Regions from separate parts of the Mus musculus genome. Here all the other regions are linked to region 3. The links are chromatin loops, found by intact Hi-C in ENCODE. Cell type or tissue: left cerebral cortex. All regions are shown on one strand. Links, peaks and the distances in the headings refer to the core of each region. The heading gives the core; the rest is flanking DNA. Region 1 has its middle 14 kb from the start of Gm14488. Region 2 overlaps Gm14488 (a long non-coding RNA gene). Region 3 overlaps Gm14486 (predicted gene 14486).

The links. A loop is a pair of places that touch in the nucleus more often than their neighbours do. Peaks named below come from ENCODE experiments on the same cell type or tissue, not always from the same donor. Only the 100,000 strongest peaks of a DNase experiment are listed, where the experiment ranks them.
Region 1: a loop joins it to region 3, with 3 times the contacts of the local background. A loop is called at or near these places in 12 of 42 quality-filtered maps.
Region 2: a loop joins it to region 3, with 5 times the contacts of the local background. A loop is called at or near these places in 11 of 42 quality-filtered maps.

Annotation. Positions count from the first base shown.
Region 1 is chr2:30,703,903-30,710,311 of GRCm38, reverse strand. No RefSeq gene overlaps it. Among named protein-coding and RNA genes, the nearest start is that of Gm14488, 14 kb to the left of the region's middle. In left cerebral cortex, for the core only: a CTCF peak has its summit at 2,447; DNase peaks (open chromatin) are centred at 1,819, 2,216 and 2,771; H3K4me3 peaks cover 878 bases; H3K27ac peaks cover 2,184 bases.
Region 2 is chr2:30,714,310-30,720,718 of GRCm38, reverse strand. Gm14488 (a long non-coding RNA gene) reads left to right here. Exons shown (of 4, transcript XR_866106.3): 1 at 1-746; 2 at 849-1,013; 3 at 6,318-6,351. Among named protein-coding and RNA genes, the nearest start is that of Gm14488, 3.7 kb to the left of the region's middle. In left cerebral cortex, for the core only: CTCF peaks have their summits at 2,294 and 3,209; DNase peaks (open chromatin) are centred at 2,499, 3,087, 3,690, 4,055 and 1 more place; H3K4me3 peaks cover 6 bases; H3K27ac peaks cover 2,500 bases.
Region 3 is chr2:30,655,877-30,662,285 of GRCm38, reverse strand. It overlaps Gm14486 (predicted gene 14486), which reads left to right. Exons shown (of 4, transcript NR_136917.1): 3 at 2,401-2,486; 4 at 3,297-4,122. It overlaps 9330198N18Rik (a long non-coding RNA gene), which reads right to left. Exons shown (of 3, transcript XR_003954017.1): 3 at 6,088-6,409. It overlaps Gm32316 (a long non-coding RNA gene), which reads left to right and starts at 6,353. Exons shown (of 4, transcript XR_866104.3): 1 at 6,353-6,409. In left cerebral cortex, for the core only: a CTCF peak has its summit at 2,889; DNase peaks (open chromatin) are centred at 2,859, 3,264, 3,672 and 4,263; H3K4me3 peaks cover 1,013 bases; H3K27ac peaks cover 2,500 bases.

The sequences.
Region 1 (6,409 bases), core at 1,509-4,008, 48 kb before region 3:
TCCATCCATCCATCCATCCATTCTTCTATCCATCCATCCATCCATCCACCCACCCATCCTAGCCTTTCATCCATCCATCTATCCTATCCTTCCTTCCTTCCATCCATCCATCCACCCACCCATCCATCCATCCTTCCATCCATCAATCTATCTTTCCATGCTTAACTGTCTCCTCTGACATAGTTCAGGAGAGTACTGGGACTCAGTCAGTCTCTTCCTACTGCGATGCTTTAATTCCCTTAGGTAAATGAGGGGCATGGGCAGACAGAACAGGGTCCCTGAGAAGTTAACTCAGCTCAGCCACACAGCCCTGTGAAATTTTGTGAAAGCAACATTCTGCTCATGTCCCAAGAACCCTCAATTCAAGCCCCTGCTCTTCTTGGTGACCAAGGAAGTAACAAGACTTGCCCCTGGGAAGCCATGTGGCCCAGCAAGTGGGCCGTCACTAGGGCAAACAGTTTTCTCCCAGAAAAAGTGTGGTGCTGGGTGCTTCTGGGCAGATCTTGCAGCCTGACTTCTACACTGTTGTTCTTGCCTTTGTCTTTGATGGACTCCCAGGAGAAGGGCCAACAGAACAGCAGAGAGCTTCCCCTGGTTACAGAGGATAACAGCCTTTGTCCCATGTCCCAGCTGCTTGGGGGGTTGGAAGCCAGCTTCTGGAACATCTGGGGGTCCCTCTACTCCTCAGCCCCACTAAGCCTGCTCAGCTACACCTCCAAGGTGCACCCAAGCAAACCCTTCTTCCAGCTATGCCAAGAAGACTGGAAATTTCTACTAAGCAGCTGGTTCTGGCTTGATTTCCACTTTGCTTGGCAGGAGACCGGGGAGGGGCCAAGCTGCTCAGCCCCAGAACAGGCCCTGCATTCTTGAAGTTACAGTCAGGGGTCACTGGGAGTGGGGCTTGTGGGGCCTGGTAAGCCTCTCCGTAAGAATGAACAAGTGGCCCCATGCTGAAAGCTCACCTCTGGGTAGGCCTTATGCTGTCTGGACCAGCTGGGTCTCTAGAAACTTTATATAGGGAGGCCAGATCTGTTACTAAGCTATCTCAGGCTACCTTCAAGGCTCTAAGAGAGCCTGCCTGCACAAGGGCAGAGCCCAGAGCCCCTAAGGGGAAAGTCCACATGCTATACAGAGATGGGTCTGACTTGGTGACAGGCCAGAAGGTACTGCACAGTTACTACTGGGCTGGAGGGGATGGTGGTCGGGGCCTGGCTGGGTACCCTAAGGGAGAAGAGGAGTATGGGACATGGTGGCTTGATGGGGAGACCAGCCCTGATCCCTGCTAGCACATAGGAGATTCTTATGCACAGAACCAACACAGAGGTCCAAAGGTTCTGCATCCTGGCTGCTGCGGGAAGGCTCTAGTTCTCCCTCTGGTAAATCACAAGTCTAAGCACTTCTCGCCCACCCAAGCTAGGCTTTGGCTACAGAGACCTGAGTCGGATCAGCTAGTGGCCCAGTCACTCTACTCTGTAGGCCCTGTGTGCCATCAGACCCAAGGACAATGGAGAAAAGAAAAAAGGAGAAAAAGGAGAGTTTGGGAAATGTTCACTGGGCACCAACTGCCAGCAGAAGGAAGGGCTCTCTAGGCCATTAAAAGGGATTCACCAGTCTCTCTCTCTTTCTCTGTCTGTGTCTCTCTCTCTCTCTGGCTGGAGGAAGCAGTAATGCCTAGGGAAAGGCCAGCCAGGGACTGGAGGGTACCAGGCCAGGATAGAAGAAACCACATTGAGGTGGGGGAGGGGTTCCAACCTGTGGGGAGATGACCACAGGGTGTGAAGGGGACGAGCTAGGATAGAAGAGTGTACAGGGATCCATTCTCTGGGAAGGCACCAGCTGGGGGTGGGAGGAACTAGGCAGGGACAAAAGACCACACTAGGGTGTGGGGGGGACCAGCTTAGGGTGGGAGGGACCACCAGCCTGGGGTGAAGGAGACCAGCGGGGAACCTAAGAACCTCCCGGGGGTGGAGGGGGGCCGACTCCGCCCCCGCTCGGCAGGCGGCTTGCCCGGGGCGCTGCGAGCAGGGTAAAGCTTCAGCGGAAAGGAATGCCTGGCTCGGCGGGGGCGGCCGCGCCCGGGGCCGGCCTGGTTCGCGCAGCTCTCGGGGCCGCTGGCGCCGCCGCCCGGGCTCGCGCCGGATCGGGGCGCGCCTCGCAGCGGGGGTGCGCGCCGCCCCTCCCCCATAACTCAAAAGCTTGTCAGGCCGGTTCCAGACTCCTGGCGCCGGGCTCTGCTCCAGGAAAAAAAAAAAAAAAAAGGAACGAGAAAAAGGAAAAAGCAAGCGAGGGAGCGAGCAAGGCCCGCGGCGCGGAACGGGCTACCCACGCGCACATCCCGCGCGCCCACTCTAGGGACAGGGCGCGCGACACTCGTTCATCTCTACCGCCCCAACGATTGTTCAGTGGCCCCGGCGGGGAGGGGGCGCTGTGCAGCCCACAGGTCCTCGAGCGCTTCCTCCGGGGCCTCGTGGGTCGGAAGGCGTCCCCACGCCCGGGGTCCTGATGTGAGAAAGCTGTTTCGGGGCGGGTTCCAGCAGCATCGTGGGGGTAGCTGCGCAAGAGGCGGCTGCGGACCTCCCAGCTCGACCGCGGAGGGGACGGGGTGACGGGGGCGTGGGAAGACCCGGCCCGGTGCTTTTTCCTTTTTTCCCTCCCATCAACATCCTTCTGCGAGCAACTATGCCTAGGGTAGAGAGCCGACTAGGAAGGGGTTAAGGGCAGCAATTTAGAGAGAAAGCTGAGTCCAAATCTCTCCTGCTGTGTGGCCTTAGGCCAGGGGCTTGCCCTTTCCACTTCCTCTGGAGGGGAGGGAGGAGGGGCTTGTCTAGAGCTTGACACTGAACACTGGAGTCCTATCTTCGGTGGGGTTCCCATTTTTTCTTTCCACCCTCAACTTCTCGACCCAAATAAGCTTAACCATCTGAGAGTCATTCTCAAAGCCAAGACAGCCCTGGGAGCCCTCACTTCCGGCTGGTCTTTCAAAAGACCATGTATTGGGGTAGTCAGGGACTCTGCACAGGCCAGTGATGTCTCCTGCTCTAGGCCACTCTAAGCTTGTCTCCCTGCTTTCTGCCTGGATTCTAGAGTCAAGAAGGCAGGATAGCTCAGATAGTTACAATTGCATTTGGCCTGCCCAGGATGCCCGGAGCGTTTTCTATCCAACAGGGCTAAAATTGAGAAGGCTCCTGTCTCCATACTAAGCCTGCACAAGGCTGGCCTGTATCTGATGGGACTGGAAGACCCTGGGCAGACTCGAGTTTGTGGCCTGAGTTGTGGGGGAACTACTGGGCTGTGGGATTCTGTGGGGCCTGCTTTTCCAGGGGCCAGCAGTTCAGCTTAAGAAATCCACCACTCAAGGGGTGTGGTAGCACACGCCTTTAATCCCAGCACTAGGGAGGCAGAAGCAGGTGGATTTCTTAGTTCGAGGCCAGCCTGGTCTACAGAGTGAGTTCCAGGACAGCCAGGGCTATACAGAGAAACCCTGTCTCAAAAAACCAAAAAGAAAGAAAGAAAGAGAGAGAGAGAGAGAGAGAGAGAGAGAGAGAGAGAGAGAGAGAGAGAAAGAAAGATCCACCACTCCCTGGTCATTCAGGGGGACAGGACCAAGCTGAGGCACAAGCCCACTTTGGACCCCCTAAGCAGTATGCTAAGTGGCCCCATTACAAGGGGCACCTCTCCTAAGAGACACATCTCACCTCAGCCTTTGCTACCAGAACAATCTGCAGTGTTCCCTTCCAGAGACTTTTGTGTCCCCAGGCACAAGCCAGTGAGGCCTTTGTTGGTGACCACACTGTTCCAGACTTGCTTTTTTTTAAAAAAATAATGATACTATGTATTTTATGTACGTGTGTGCTCGTGTGTCGTGACAGGTGTGGGGAGATCAGAGGACAACTTGGGGGGGTCTGTTCTCTCCTACCATGTGGGTTCCTGGAATCCAACACTGGTTGTCTTGTTTGAAGGAGGACCCTTATCCTCTGAGTCATAGTGCCCCACCCCTCCCCCATCAGCTTTTCTATTGGTTCCCACAATGGGTGTCCACACATCCCAAAATACAGCTCCAGTCAGCGTAGAGGCACGTGCCTGCGAGGTGGTGGTCCTTGGAGAACTGGGACTCTGATTCAGGACTCCAGCCCTCCCTTCTGTGTGCACCGTACAAGGCAGGCAAAGGGTTTTGCCAATGGGATGGCCTGGGCTCCTGCCTTTCTCAGCCAGGCTTCCCGAGGGCTGGGCCAGGTTCAGCAGCACACTTGGGTGCCTGTCAAGCACAGGAAAGGTTGAGATTCCTTGAACCAGATTCCAGAAAAAGGGCTCTTTGCATCTGGGACCCAGCCCTTCTCCAAAGGACTCCCTACATGGATGCATCTAGCTTATTCAAGAACACTGTGAGGTCATCTTCATCTATGTAGCAAGGTCAAGGCCATCTTGAGGTAAAAGAGACCATCCCTAGCACCATGTTAAACCAGGTATGGTGGTACCTGTCTATAAGCCCCACACTCAGAAGGTGGAAGCAGGAGGTTGGCAGAGGGAACAGAGGAAATCGATTGCCCATGAGCTCTTGGGAGAGCCAGCCTTCCCTTGCAGTTTCCATGCTACTGGGTGGGGAAGCCTGGCTAATGACAAGAGTCTCCAGTGCTCTGATGTATCTGTTAGGGCACTTCTTCTTCCTCTTCCTCTTCCTCTTCCTCTTCCTCTTCCTCTTCCTCTTCCTCTTCTTCTTCTTCTTCTTCTTGTTTTTTGAAACAGGGTTTCTCTGTATAGCCCTGGCTGTCCTGGAACTCACTTTGTAGACCAGGCTGGCCTTGAACTCAGAAATTCTCCGGTCTCTGCCTCCTGAGTGCTGGGATTAAAGGCGTTCACCACCAGGCCTGGCTAGGGCACTTCTTTTTGAGGTGAGTGCGAGGGGTCGGTGATCCATAGGGTGTGAATGGCTTTGCATGGGGCCCTGTACACACAAAACGCAGACCTGGAAGATAACCATGGGCTCCAGGGTTGGAAATGGCCAGATGGGAGGGCAACTTAATTATTTAACATGGGGAAGGGCTGGGAGTCTAGCTCTGCAGATAGAACATGCAGAAGGCCTGGTCCATAGCACCAAATAAACCAAGCTGGTGGCACACACTTGTAATTCAAGCACTTGGGGTGCAGACAGGACTGAGCGAGCAGAGACTGAGCGAGCGGAGCTGACAGGAGCAAGCAGAAGTCCTAAAAATTCCCAACAACCACATGAAGGCTCACAACCATCTGTACAGCTATAGTGTACTCTTATACATAAAACAAATAAATCTTTAAAAAAACAAAGTAATCCGTTAGATAGCCAATGATGTGGAGGACCAGCTGAGGGGAGACTGTCACTGTGCTCTTCAGATGGGGATACTGAGGCCTGAGGAAGCAAAGTAATGCACTAGACTAGGCTCACAGTGGAGGAAGAAGCAGGCTGGTGAGAATAGACTGCAGTCATGCTGTTTCCTCCCTCAATGCCTACCCCTGCCTAGGATCAGGGAGGGGCCACTGTCCCTGCCCTAACTGTCCAGGGACCTCTAGCAATTACCAGAGCTAAGCATTTTTATCCCAGCCTCAAGAAACATAGCTTTTCAAGGAGCTGGAAGTTGCTATGTAGACAGTGGGGGTGGGGGTGGGTGGGAGTGGGGGGTGGGGGAAGGAAAGCCAGCTAGAGTTGGATCATGAATGCCACTATACCAGCTTCCCAAGCAAGAGCTGCTGACCGGTGCAACTGTGGCATTTCTGTTAAGGCTGTAACCAGCCGCTCCTTGTTTAGCTCTGAGGCCGGCTTTGGAGGATGCTGTGGACCCAGTCATGGTGGGAGACCATAGGTAGCAGGGGTAAACTTACTACCTTTGCGTTGCAGAATGGGTATGTTATCAAACTGCCTCCTGGATATTTATATTTGCATTGATAGACTCAGGCCGCCTTAGTCAAAGAAGCTTCTGTCTGCGGTGAACAGAGGTAGAGATTCATGGCTGCACCATGCTGAGAACAGGTGACACTACCATACTCCACCCAGGCTCCAGAAGCCTCCCTTTCCACTAGGTGGAGAGGATGGAAGGACCAGATTATAGGGGATGGGGGTGGGGTGGGGGGAAGGTCCTTCAAATACTCAATGGTTTATTTTATTTTATTTTTTTTTTCCGAGAGAGGATTTCTCTGTATAGCCCTGGCTGTCCTGGAACTCACTTTGTGGACCAGGCTGGCCTCGAACTCAGAAATCTGCTTGCCTCTGCCTCCCGAGTGCTGGGATTAAAGGCATGCGCCACCACTGCCCGCCTTGTTTTGTTTTGTTTTGTTTTGAGATATCCTGGAACTCACTATGTAGACCAGGCTAGTTTTGAACTCAGAGATCTGTCCTGTCTCTGCCTTCTGAGTGCTAGGATTAAAGTTGTACACCACTATG
Region 2 (6,409 bases), core at 2,193-4,692, 58 kb before region 3:
ACAGAACCCTCCTCTCTCCCTCTGCACCATTACCATAACAAACCTGATTCCCCTGCCTATACTGCAGACCCACCGGGATCAGCCGGTCCACCAGGATTCTAGCATATTCTGCAATGCCACTGCAGCTCCCTCAGCCCTCCCCACTGGGTCTTCCTTTCACCTGGCGCTCTGAGCCATCTCTACCAGACCCTCAAATATGCGAAGCTGCCAGCCTGCTCCTGTGAGTTGTCCCCTGCCTCCTGAACAGCACCAGCCCTCCCTGTCACATAGCCAGCCCAGACAGCTTTCTGATTCCTCCCGCATCTGCACTAGGCTGGTCTTCCACCATGGCACAAACCAAGCTTGAGTTCAGCCCCCAGTTCCTAGCCTCTGGGAGCTTTGGAGACCTGTTCTCTCTGCTCCATAAAAGCCTGCCAAACCTTCCAGAGGCAGGAATTGATAGACCACTTGGATCTGAGGCCTGAAGACTGCCAGTCCTGTCTTCCCTGGCTTCGCATTAGTTGAGTTAGTCATCCCAGTAGATCCTCATGCACCCTTCTCTAGGACACTTCTGACCCCTGCTGAGATCACACACACAGCCAGTCTGCCTAAGTCCCTGATATTTCAGCCTTCTTGGGGGCACCCAATGCATTTTTTATGGCTCGCCACGCCTGCGAGCCCTGTGGGCCAGCTGTCTCTGGCTTGTCTCACTCTGTGAACCCAGCTCCTGCTTCTGAGGTGCCTTCCCAGCCTGACACCACCTAGAGGTAGGAGAAGTGACTTGGGCCCACACCCCCCCCCCCCCCCCCCCCGTAAGTGAATCCCTCTCGGCCCAAGCACCAAGGCAACCTCTTTGTCCTCTTTCCCAGGGCCTCCATGCAGACTCCCAGGAGTCACCGTGAAGGCCAGAACAAGGCTGTGCCATTGTGCTGCCCACTGACCTGAGAGCACTCCCAGGAGCTGGAACTGCCTTGTGCCCAGTTCCTCCCTCAAGCCCCCATGCAACTAGGCCAGTCCACAAGGACAGGAGGATGGTAGGTCCAGCAGGGGTGGGTACCCCACATCTATTCCTCCTCCAGAATTGGCCCAGAGCGTTCCCCAACCCTTGCTGTGGGATATCTAAGCCTCATCTTCCTTCCTCCCTGCCCTGCCTGTCCTTTCCCTCCAAATATCTATCCCTCTCCTCTCCTCTCCTCTCCTCTCCTCTCCTCTCCTCTCCTCTCCTCTCCTCTCCTCTCCTCTCCTCTCCTCTCCTCTCCTCTCCTCTCTCTCCTCTCCTCTCCTTGTTCTCGCCTCTCCTCTCCTCTTTTTCTCTCCTCTCCTCTCTTTTCCTCGTCTTCTCTGAGTCCTCCCTGGGCCTCCTTCCTTTCTTCTTCCTGGGTTAAAAATAATCAACTTTCTGGGAAGCGGCAGTTCCCGCTGAGCCGCCCTCCCCACACACGGGAGCCCCTGAGAATAGCTTTCTGCGGCTCTCCACTGAACCCCTCCCTCCCTCCTCCCTCCTTCCCTCCGCCCCCTCCCCGCCGGCTGACTAATAAGCCGGGCAGCCGGCTCTGCCAGCTCGCTGCAAGGGCGTTAACTGCTTCGTGCCCGGGTGGCGTTCAGCATATAGCGACAACAGGAGGGTTGTAGGGCACCAGGCCACACGGAGCCGGAGCTCTGGGCCCGTAGTAGACGTTTAACTAACCCAGCTCTGCTAGGCCGAGTGGTTTGGTGAACTTTGTCATCTAACTACCGCTGCGAGCCTGCTGCTGCTGCGGCTGTTGTGTGGCTAGCTAGTTCCTAGCTTAGGAGGAAGGGGTCAGTGGGATCAGTCAGGAGAGGCACCCAAGGGTCGGGACCACGTGAAGGGTGTGACTGGCCTAGTGACTCCTTGGCCCCGGATTCTGGGAACCATTGCGACGGGGCAGAGGTCAAAGGCAAGGCAAGGCTGCCTGCTGCTCTGGGGATCCATGCAGGTACCCCACTGGGAGGGACTTTGACAATTAAGAAATTACATCTAGGGAAACTGAGGTCCAGGGGGTGTTATTCAGGCTAGGATGCATCTGAACATCTGCAGCAGTGCGTGAGGCTCAGTGCTGCAGGGGGCTGATGATCCCAGTCCCTCAAGGTTGGAAGAAGAGCCGGGATATCAAGGTCAAAGGTGAGGGGTTGCTAAGGAGAGCAGAAAGTCAGAAGGAGCAGAGGGGTCCACTCAAGCCCCACCCACTCTGCGCGTCCTGGCATTACCTCATCACCAAGCATGCCCATTGGCTGGCTCTCCTGGAGGCCGGCCCAATGCGGCGGAGCGCATTAACCCGTTCCTCCCAGCAAGCTGCGCTCTGCCCACACCACCCACCTCTGTGTCCCCCACGTAGCCTGCAGAGCCTGAGAGTTGAGAGGACCGGGGAATAGGTGAAGGAGGTGCAGTCCTACGGCCGCATAGTCCCATGGGTGCTGTGTAACTGGGACATCCCTGTCCTGTTCTGGGCTGTGTGACCTTGGACAGACTGCTGCACCTCGCTGAGCCTCGGTTTGTTTTTCTCAGCTGTAAAAAGAAGTGAATGATGTAACTCACGCCCTTCCTAATCCCTGCCATGTGCTTGACAAATGCGGGGCACACGTGGGCTCTGCGTCCCACGGTGCGCCTGAGTGAGCACAAGTGGTACCATTGGGAAGATGGGGTTTCGGGAGAGCAAACGGCTCAAGGTTACCCCGCCATCTCAGGGCTGCCTTTCTTACAGGCTTCTTCTGCTCTTCAGGGAAGTGTTGCTTCCCGCAGTAGAGGTGGAATTGTGCCCAGCTGCTCAGACCCCAGCAAACCCCCTGTAGTTGACCAGTGACAGAGGAGAGCCTTGTGGTCTCCAGGAATATAAGCTGGGACTGAACCCCCAATGGCAGAGGACCCCTGGGGCAAGCACAAAGAAAGGACTACTGGGAAGGACTGAAGCATAGCAAAGGGTTAGTCAGCTACTGGTCCAGAAGGCTGCTTCTCTGGACTTTGGAAATATGCAGAGACCCACAGGCCTGCCTGAGTGTTTACAAATTATAAATCAGGCTAGCAAGCAGCTAAATCAAATCCCTTCCCTCCACCCTGACAAATCCACCTTCCTTAGGAAAGATACAGGCCTCCAAGGCTGGGTTTGTATTTCTAGCTCCCGGGTTTTTCTGGTGCCCAGAAGGGAGCACACGGTGGCTAGCTTCCTCCCAGGATCCTCAGCTCTATCTACCACCTCTGCTTGTCCTCCGCGGGCTGTGCACACTCAGGACCGAGTGGGCACTGCAGGCTGAGAGTCAGCTGGGGCCACGCCCCTACAGACAGCCATCTGCTGGTCACCTGAGTGCTGAGAGTGCCCACGAGGCAGTTTAGACAACCCTCGGGGCCTCTGAGACCCGAGCTCCGGGGCTCCGACCACGCTGGTCTCTGAACCACCAGTCTTAAGTGGAGAGGTCCTGCCAAGCGCCCTGGGCTGCAAGTGCAGCTGGGGTGGTCTTCGCTGGAGCCAGGGGCTGCTCTCTTGGAATTTCCTTCTGCCCTTTGCTTCTGGCCACACCCACTCTAGCTAGATCGCCACCCCTAAGCCATTGCGGACTCTTCCCAAAGTTCCCGTTCCCACTGCTTCGGCCTGTGCTGTGCGCACCTACCCCTCTCTGCCCCCTCCCAGAGCTCCTCTCCCACATTCCCTGCCCACCTGGTATCCCTCCCTAAAGCCAGCCATGCAAATCTTCCTGGAACTCAGACCAGGCTGCTGCTTCCTTCAGCAACAGAACTGGCTTCCATGTTGAGTTCCCTGCCACAACGTGCCCCACTGATGGCCAGCTTCCCCTGGATGCCACCTTTTTGTCTCATCCCCCTGTGGCTCTGGGCTCCAGCCATTGGCCCCAGCTCTGATTAGGTAGGGCACATTCTGTTCCTTTCTGCGCTGGGTCTTTGCACTCTCCACTTGCTTGGCTTGGAGTCCTGTTTTCTGCCCCTCACCTCCTGGGGGTGGGGCGTCCCTGATCCCCACCCCCACTCCCAGCCCAGCAGAAATCACACAGCAGGAGCTGGTTATCTGCGGAGTATCCGGTGGCCAGCTAGCTTCCCCCCGTGGCCAGTGTGCAGCAGGAAAGCTGCCCGGCAGCCAAGCTTGCAGCTGCTCCTCTGGGTCTCAGCAGAATGCCCAGCATCATGGAGGACCACTGGGTGCTGGAGGGGATCTCTGGATCTCAGCAGGCCCCTGGGCTCTCTAGTCTTCATCAGCACTGCCTCCCGCACAGCCCCCTTTATAAAGGGACCTCATGTTTCCATTCTCCAGGACAAGGACACTACGCACAAAGGTTCTTTGACACAAAAGGCGAGTCACAGACCCAGATCAGAACCCAGGTGGTCCACCTCCCTCCTTCTAGCTACAGACCGAGGGGGCAATATCTTGCTGTGGGTCTTTGGGCAAATGTCTCAACCTCTCTAGTGGAAGCTTTGCTTTGTATAGGACTGGCCAGAAGGGTGGGTGATCATTTGAGATTCTTCCCAGTTAACATGGGGCTGGGGGTGCTGTGATTTGTGACCTTCAGACAGTTCCTCTGATGGCCTGACCTGCAGCTAGCACCTACCTCCAATCATTCTCCCAGGCTTCTCTATGAAGTGCACCCTGCTTCACTGCCAAGGAGACAAGGCAGGGAAGCCTGGTGGTTAGAACACCCAGCTTCAGGGTGGGCCAAGTGCAGATCCTGCCACCTCCTTAGCATAGCAGTGTGGCTTCAAAGGGTCGCTGTCCACCAGGCTCTTCATCTGTCACAACTCATTGAGCCCTGGGTGCTTCCTGGGTTGTGAGGACAACGCCAGCACTTGGCTGTCATGTCAGAATGGACACAAGGGCTTTGGTCCACCTGCCTGTGTTCTCAGCTTATCAGTCAAGTTAACCACGTGGTTGAAGAATGTCATCTCCACTCAGACGAGTTCCCCAAATCCAACTGAGAAGTTGGACCTGAGTACCTGGTCAGACCACCAAACTGTCCTGCCTTTCTGTCTCAGGTCTAGCCTGAGCAGCTATCACTCTGTCACAGGTCTAGCCTGAGCTGCTTTCACTTTGTCACAGGTCCCGCCTGTGTTGGTGTTAGCCTACCAAATCCAGGACTTGCCTTGGCTATCAGGTCCTGAGGTTCAGAGATACAAAGCTAAAGGTTTGGGGGGGCGCCGAGGCTAGTTATTCTGGGGTGAGGTGGGTAGGAATTGGAGCAGGGTTCTTGGTTTCCCATGCCATAAGATTTATATTTGTCACCTAAAGGTCCTCTCAACAGCACTGGGACACCACTCAGGTCCTCAGCAGGGCATGGAGACTTGTCTGAGCTCACAAGAAGGAGGGGAAATGCCAAGTTCTCTGTGGTTTTTAAACACATTTGTGTGTGTGCGCGCACACAGGTATGCACATGCAGGCAGAGGCCAGAGGTGTAGGGTCCCTTGGAGCTAGAGTTGTGGACAGTTGTCAGCTGCCTGATTTTGGTGCTGGGAACTGAACTCAGGTCCTCTGGAAGAGCAGCAACTGCGAACCACTGAGCCATCTCTCCTGCCCCTGCTCCCCTTGCGTTTGCTCTGAAACACCCTGCTTCCTGCCCAGGTAAACGCATGCACATCGTACTGAGACAGGGAATGGAACTGATAAAGAAAATTTCAAGATTTTCACAGGTCCATACCTAACACGCTCAAGGGATTCTTACTCCCCAAATCTTTCGTTTTCTTTTGTTTTCATTTTTTGAGTCAGAATCTCATGTAGCCCAGGCTAACTTTAAACTTGCTATGCAGCCAAGGATGACCTTGGATTCCTGGTCCTTCTGCCTCCATATCCTGAGAGCTGGAACTGCAGACCTAGGCCAGCCTGCCTGGTGTGATGTGGTGCCGTGGACAGAACCCAGGACTTTGTACGTGCTGGGCACACACTCTGCTCGTGGACCCACCATTCCTCGCTCCCAGACATGGTCATTAATGAGCATGGGGGCTCCTGGGTCACATCCCAGCAGCCTTCCCTCACACTGCCCTCATTCCCTTGTTTCCTGTCTCTGCTTGACTCTGGGTACACTGAGGGTAACTGGATCCTTGCTGCAGACCCTCCATGCATGGTTCAGGTCTAAGCGAGGGAGGGGTGATGCGGACCTTCCCACTCTTCTACAGTCTTGGTGTCTCCCAGCTCTACATGTGAAAGGATGTGCCCTGTTCTGAATCTGAGTGCTGGATTCCTGCTGATCCAAAGGAGAGGGAGGCCTTAGTACTCAAAGGAATGGGGCTTGGGGGGTGGGAGGTGGGGGTGGAGGGGTGGCTCGTCTGTAGGGGCTGGTTACACCTACATCTCTCATAAGCTCACTCACCTTTTTTGGCCATACAGGATTCCCACCATGACATTGCTGTGTTTTTACAAGGTAATTTTCAGTATTGTCCCATTTTACAGATGAAAAGGTTGAGACTCAAGACAGAGAT
Region 3 (6,409 bases), core at 1,807-4,306:
AATGTGGCCTGAGATGGCAAGGAAACCACCACTCTGTATGATTAATATGTACTAATAAAACAAAGAGACTGCAGGGACCACAGAGAGGTGGTATGCATGCCCCTGTAATCTCAGGAAACTGAGGCATAGAGGATGTGGAGCTCAAGGCGAGATTTGGCTACATGGGGAGTCTTTGAACGAAAGAGGAAGGGACACAGAAAGGAGAGAAGGAGGAGGAGAAACAGGAGCTCTCTCCGCCCTTACTACACTCAGGCACGGCTAGAAGACCCCATCCAGGACAACAGGCCCTGACCAGGTTTAGGATATGCCTGCAGTGTGATCATGGCATTCCCGTGCCTCAGAACTCTGGGAGATACACTTAGGCTGGTTGGACCTAGAGTACAGCATTTTGTCACAGCAGCCTGACTGACAAACAGGTCCAGAGAGTGTGGCCTGGAAGGGCAGCGGTCTGACAAGCTCCCCAGAGCTTGACCAAGGCTGCTCTGCAGACACGGCTCTCGCAGACCCTCTGACACCCTCTCTCCTTCAGCTGTGCCCAGTTGTGTATCTCATGTCTTTTTAACGGGAAGAGAGGAACCTGTACATTTAATGTGGGCTTCGGTCAAGAAGGATGTTCCATAACCACTGTGTGGTGGTGGGGTGGATGGATGGATGGGATGGGAGGAGGGATGAGTGAGTGACCCCTGCATCCAGTGACTCAGCCGAGGACAGGAAGATTGAGTCTGAGACATGAGCAGGTGCCCCACCACCACCACCACCACACTACTGACATTTTCATTAGGTCGCATCTGCTGCACCTGGACCCTGGCCCTGCCCTGGGAAGCCGCCGTCCCCGAAGCTTTATTAGGAACCTATTAAGGCGTCTTTTTAGACCTGGGTTGCACAGTGGCTCTAGGCGAGGCTAACAATGCTCTGCTGTCACTACCGACATAGGCAGAGGGGCTGGGGAGGGCGGGCTGACTGGAACCCGAGGTGTTTAGTGTCACTCGAGCCTGCCAGGCTTAAGCCCTGTTCCTCTGCTAATTGGCTGTGTGGCATTGGGCAGCTTGCTTTCCTTCTCTGACTCTCAGGTTCCTGTACAGGTCCAAGAGGTGAGAGGCAGCTTGTGGATGGACCTATAGAGCTATAAGCTTGTGGACGGACCTACAGAGCTACAAGCTTGTGGATGGACCTATAGAGCTATAAGCTTGTGGAGGATCTACTGAGCTATAAGTCAGGAATGGCCCACATGAGAGACTTCATCTTGTTCTGGGGACCACATGCGCTGTGATCGCCCGGATTTTATAGATGAAGAAACTGAGGCTAACAGGGAGATCAGGGCTTCGTCAAAGCCACACAGGCAGTGACAGGGCTAGTATTCAAACACAGACACTGGCCACTGACTGGGAACAAAGCTTGGGGCTGGTGGGCGGGGCTGCAGGAGCTTCTTACACCAGCTCCTCCTCCAGGTGACGGCTCTGCCAAGAGCAGGGAGGCTGGGACAATACCGCTGATTTACGGTTCCATCGCGATTAACCACACCATCTGGATGCCACACGCTTGCCTAGTGAGTGAGGACCCCCAGCCCTGCCATATCAGCTGCAGGAAGGGACAGGGGAGAAGGCACACAGATCTCAAGCTCTGGGGCAGACTGCAAAGCCGTGTGCAGAGCACGTATCCTTGGAGACCTACCCTCCCGGTCACCCTTCACTCATGACAGTTAGCAGACACCACGGAGAGTTCTAGTCCCTCTGCTAACCTCAGAAAGGAGGAATGGGTGTCCCAACTCTATACAAAGGGAAGGCTCTGGATGGAGCCACCAAAATGAGAAGGGCTGAGGGGGGTGCTGACTTGTGACTGTAGCACTCACAGCGTGATCCCTGCTCTCCTGCGGGTGTGGCAGGTGCCTGTGCTACCTTCTAGCTTTTCCTGGGGAGTGACTTCACTCCTCTGGGCCACTATCCCTGAGCCTGACCTAAGATACCATTGGCGGTATAGGACATTCAGACCTCAGAAATACTGACTGGGTCAACTATGAGGCAGTCAGTAGCTGCCTTGACCCTCTTCCTGTTTGCCAGATGGGAAAACTGAAGCCCAAGGAAGGTACGGGGCCTGCCTCTGATTCCACGGGGCTTTAGTAGCAGAGCCAAGGCCCACCTCCTTGCTTCTTAACCCCTGAAGCCTATAGCCTCTGGACACAGTCAGCCTAGGTCTCAGGGACCAGGGGACAGCGAAGGAACCCCTTCCAGCTGCAGTAAATAGACGTCGGATTCTGAGCACCCATCTCCCTCCAGGGACAGTCACAAGCCACGAGGGCCTGCTTTGTCATCTCAGGTCTCAGTCTGCTTTGGCCTCAAGGACAGGGACCTTCTCTGAATTACAGCCCAGTCTCTCTGCTCCTTCCTCCCCACATCTCCACAGCTTCCCCTAAAAAAGAGTTAACTGTGACCCCAGGATCTCTATGGTGGATGCATTGTCTTTGGACACCAGGCAGGCTCTCCTTCAGGGTAAGCAGCCCCCCCCCCCCGCCCCTGCCATGTCTACAGGGTGAGGAAGGAGGGAAAGACACACAGAGCTAGGCTGTCCTGAGTGGAAATGCTCTTATGTAGCCTGTAGCCCTCGGTCCACACACTGGGCTGGCTGGCCAGGACTCGGAAGCAGTTCAAGGCTCCCTTCATTTCACACAGCCAACCTGAAGGCGGCATACACAAGCCCGCCATTGATAGTGCTGTAGAAAGACCCAGCCAGCAGCAGCTCCCTTCTCTCTCTCTTGGACAGTTGAGAAATGACAGCTGTCCTGCCCAGGGAGACCAGTCTCCGTTCCAGGGTGTCCCCCTCTGGGGCTCCACTCAAGGGAGCATCCTGCTGGCTGCCTGTGCTTGCCTGCCGCCAGGAACAGAGCCAGATGGAGCAGCTTTAGCTGCTGGCCTCTGCTAGCATTGCAGGCCCCGTGACCTGTCCCCCTGGGACCCTTTGGCCTGGCCATCCGAGGTGACCCTTCCCCCTTCCCCACAGAAGCTCAGACCTCTGACCCTTATTAAAAACAAACCAAACAGAATCTACAGAGAAGAAAATTCTCCACAAACGGCCTCAGATATAATCACGTGTGTCCCTGTAACAAACATACACACACACCAGCTTCAGACCCCCAAGGCTGCAGCCGCTTCCACATAAACAAGCTATTATGGGGTGTGGGGGAGGGCTTTTGTTATGAAACATCTAGGCTTCCCTCAACTTGGGGGGTGTGGAGGAAAGAACGTTGTTTTCTGGCACAAGAGGGGACATGGAGGGTGCCAGGGCTTCTGTGTTCTATGCAGGTTCTATCTGGCAAAGGGACACGTGGAGATGGGGACCAAGAGGAGGAGGCATCCTGGACGTCACCAGGTGCCCCATCCACGGCGAGGGAAGCCTGGACCCGGCTCTGCTGTCACTCAGAACAGGTCGGGGACTCCGGTGACCACGTCCCTGCCCGCTGCATGCTTGGAAAGCACTGCCTTTGCCAGAAGCCGAGGCGAGAAGGCTCCCAAAGCAGACACCGACCCCCGAGTAGCACTGGTCTCCACGGGCCACCCCGGGAGCTGTAGGGCGAGGCCCACCCGCGCGCCGTACTGCGCATGCGTCAGTCGGCTGAGCAGGAGGCCGCCCGCGCAGCCTCGCTCCCGTCCGGTCGCCGTGGCAACGGGCTCGCGGGGGGAGGGGCCGCGCCGCGGCGGCTGCTATTTCTGCTGCTTCCTGTTCCTTGCGGCCACGTCGCCATGGCAACGGAGTTACTCAGCTCGGCCGCCTCTCGGCTCGGCTGGTGCGCGTGACCCCGGCCGCTCGCGCCCCCTCGTCCCCCTCCCGCACCCTCCCCGGTGCCCGCGGCCGGCAGGGAGGCAGATTGATGGGCGACGCTTATTAAAACACAGTGGAAGCGTTTCCGTTTTTATGACGCTGACGAGGCAGCGTTATTTACTGTTATTGTTCGCCCTGGCCGCCCGGGAGCTCACCTTCGGCCAGTCCCAGGACGGCGCGTGGCACCCCGGGGTCCCACCTATTCTCAGAGCCCCTTCTCCCGCGACAGCCGTGGAGAGGGGCCGCACAGGCCCAGGGGCTCATGCTTGAAGGAGAAAAAGGCGACAAAAATAAATAAATAAAAGAGAAGCAGATGACTTCATTCTCGGGAAGGCCAATTTCCTGGGGACGCTGGTGGAAACAGCCCCCGAGCCGCTGAATGCTCTCAATACTAAGCCAGATGGAGACCAGAAAATCCTCAGCCCTTCCTGAACGTGTGACCCCCCAGGCTAGGCAGCCAGGCAGTAAGAATTCGGCCACCCAGTAGGGTTTAGCTTCCTAGATTCCGCAGCATTTGTCCTGAACCTTCCCACTTAGCCTCCCCTCCCTGAGAGGGTGAGTAACCGGCTCAAGGTCACACAGCCCAGTCCCTGAGTTTTCTGCTTGAGGTTTCTGCAAGGAGGAAGCCAGCGAGTACTGTGGAGCCAGAGGGACAGCAATTCGACCCAGGGCTCTTTGAAGCCTGACTCGGCTTCGAGGCGAATAAAGATTAACTCAGCACGTGTAAGCCTTGCTGTGCGGTCCTCTGCACATCCTGTATGGGGTGCCCTTCACGGGAGGGGGGTGTCTACTGGGATCAGAGAGCTCGGAAGGAGGCCCCCACTCCAGTCCCCTGCTACGATGTTAATCTCACCAGGCTAATTAAAGTTTACAGTCCTGCCCATATCCACCTCCAAACTCCCAGGTCGTTATTAGCCCAAATGCAAACAGTTATGACTCTGGTCCTGGACAGAGAGGCTGGAAAGAGGGATGGAGGAGATGGCCTCGGGCACAGGAAGTGGACGTTTAATAATAATAATAATAATAAATATTTGCACGTACAAACAGCTCGAATGAATGGCCCAGAATGGCCCAGGTTGTTTTTTCCTGTGTGCCGGGAGGAGCCTAAGGCCTCCAGCAAAGAGAGCCCTCTGCCTTCAGACCACATCCAGCCCTCAGCCTTGGCTCAGAAACAGAAGTCAGGGTCGTCCTAGGTCTGCTACAGGGTTTTAGTTCGATTCCATTGCCCTTTCAAGGTCAGAGCTTTGGGCCCGGGCCTCCTGGTCATTTCTTGGTAATTAACAAGGGCTCCTTCAGCCCCACGAACACCTCAGACTCTCCACACACAACGCACGGGTGGTTCCTAAGTCGCCTGGACCATCACAGAGTGATCTTCAGGGCTGCTGGGAATCAGCCTTGAAGAAAAGGCTCCCAGAAAGACTTAGTGCCCTTGCTGATGATAGTCTAGAGTAGGGCAGGCTGGGGGAAGAGTGTGTGTGCAGTTCCTCATGCCTGGAAATCAGTGTGCACCCCATAAACTCACCCCCCTCCCCGGGGAACAGGCTGCATGCAGCAGCAGGTACTAGCAGGGAAGGTGCTAGCCACACCTGTGGGCAGTTTGACACATGAGCAAGCTTAAGACCCCCAAGGGACAGACTGCTTTACTCAGAGGGACACCTCAAGAGAGACCCCAGAGCTTGACTCTCCTCATGACAATTGTTTCTTCTGGGATACATTCTTTCCCACCAGAAGTTCAGAGGCTGAGGTTGGGTGAGCAGAGGAGCCAGGGACACTGAAGCTTCTAAATGGACCCTCCCTCCACTGAACAGTTTTCCCTGTCAAGAACGCTGTGTGTTGAAGGAAGATGGCTCCTGCGGAAGGTGGTCTGAGGAACAGGGTACAGGAAAAGTTTCTGCGCTGCGTGTCCCTCAGCCTTGCTGTCATGAGCTGCATGTGCCCCCAAAGGGATGTCTGTGTTAATCTCAGAAGGCTTCAAACATGGCCTCATTTGGTAAAAAGAGTCTTTGCAGACCTATTTAAGGTTCTGGAGCATCCTGAATTAGCCAGGTGGGGCCTAAATGCCATCGCAAATGTCTTTGTAAGAAACGGGATGCTGGCTGGAGATGGCTCAGCAGTTTAGAGCACTGGCTGTTCATGCACAGCACCAGGATGTGAGTCCCAGCCCCGCCTTGGAGATTCACAACCTGCTGTTAAGTCCAGTCTCAGGGTATCTGATACCCTCTTCTGAGCTCTCTGGGCACCACACACACACACACACACACACACATGCATACAAGGAAAACACTCACACATAAAATAAAATCAATGTCAGATGAAAGGAGATGGGCCAGTGAGATGACTCAGTAGGTGAGGTAGCTGGCCACCAAGACTGGCAAGCCATGTTTCACCTGGGACACACATGGCAGAAAGGGAGAGATGACTCCCACAGACTGCCATCTGACTTCTGCACACGTCCACAAGCGCTGTGATGTGTGCACACAAAAAATAAATACATGGGGGAACAAGAGCAAATTCAGACTCAGGCAGAGAGGGAAGTGACACAGAGCCACAAGCCACTGAGCACCCGAAGCCCTCACATACCAGAGGCAGCAAAGAA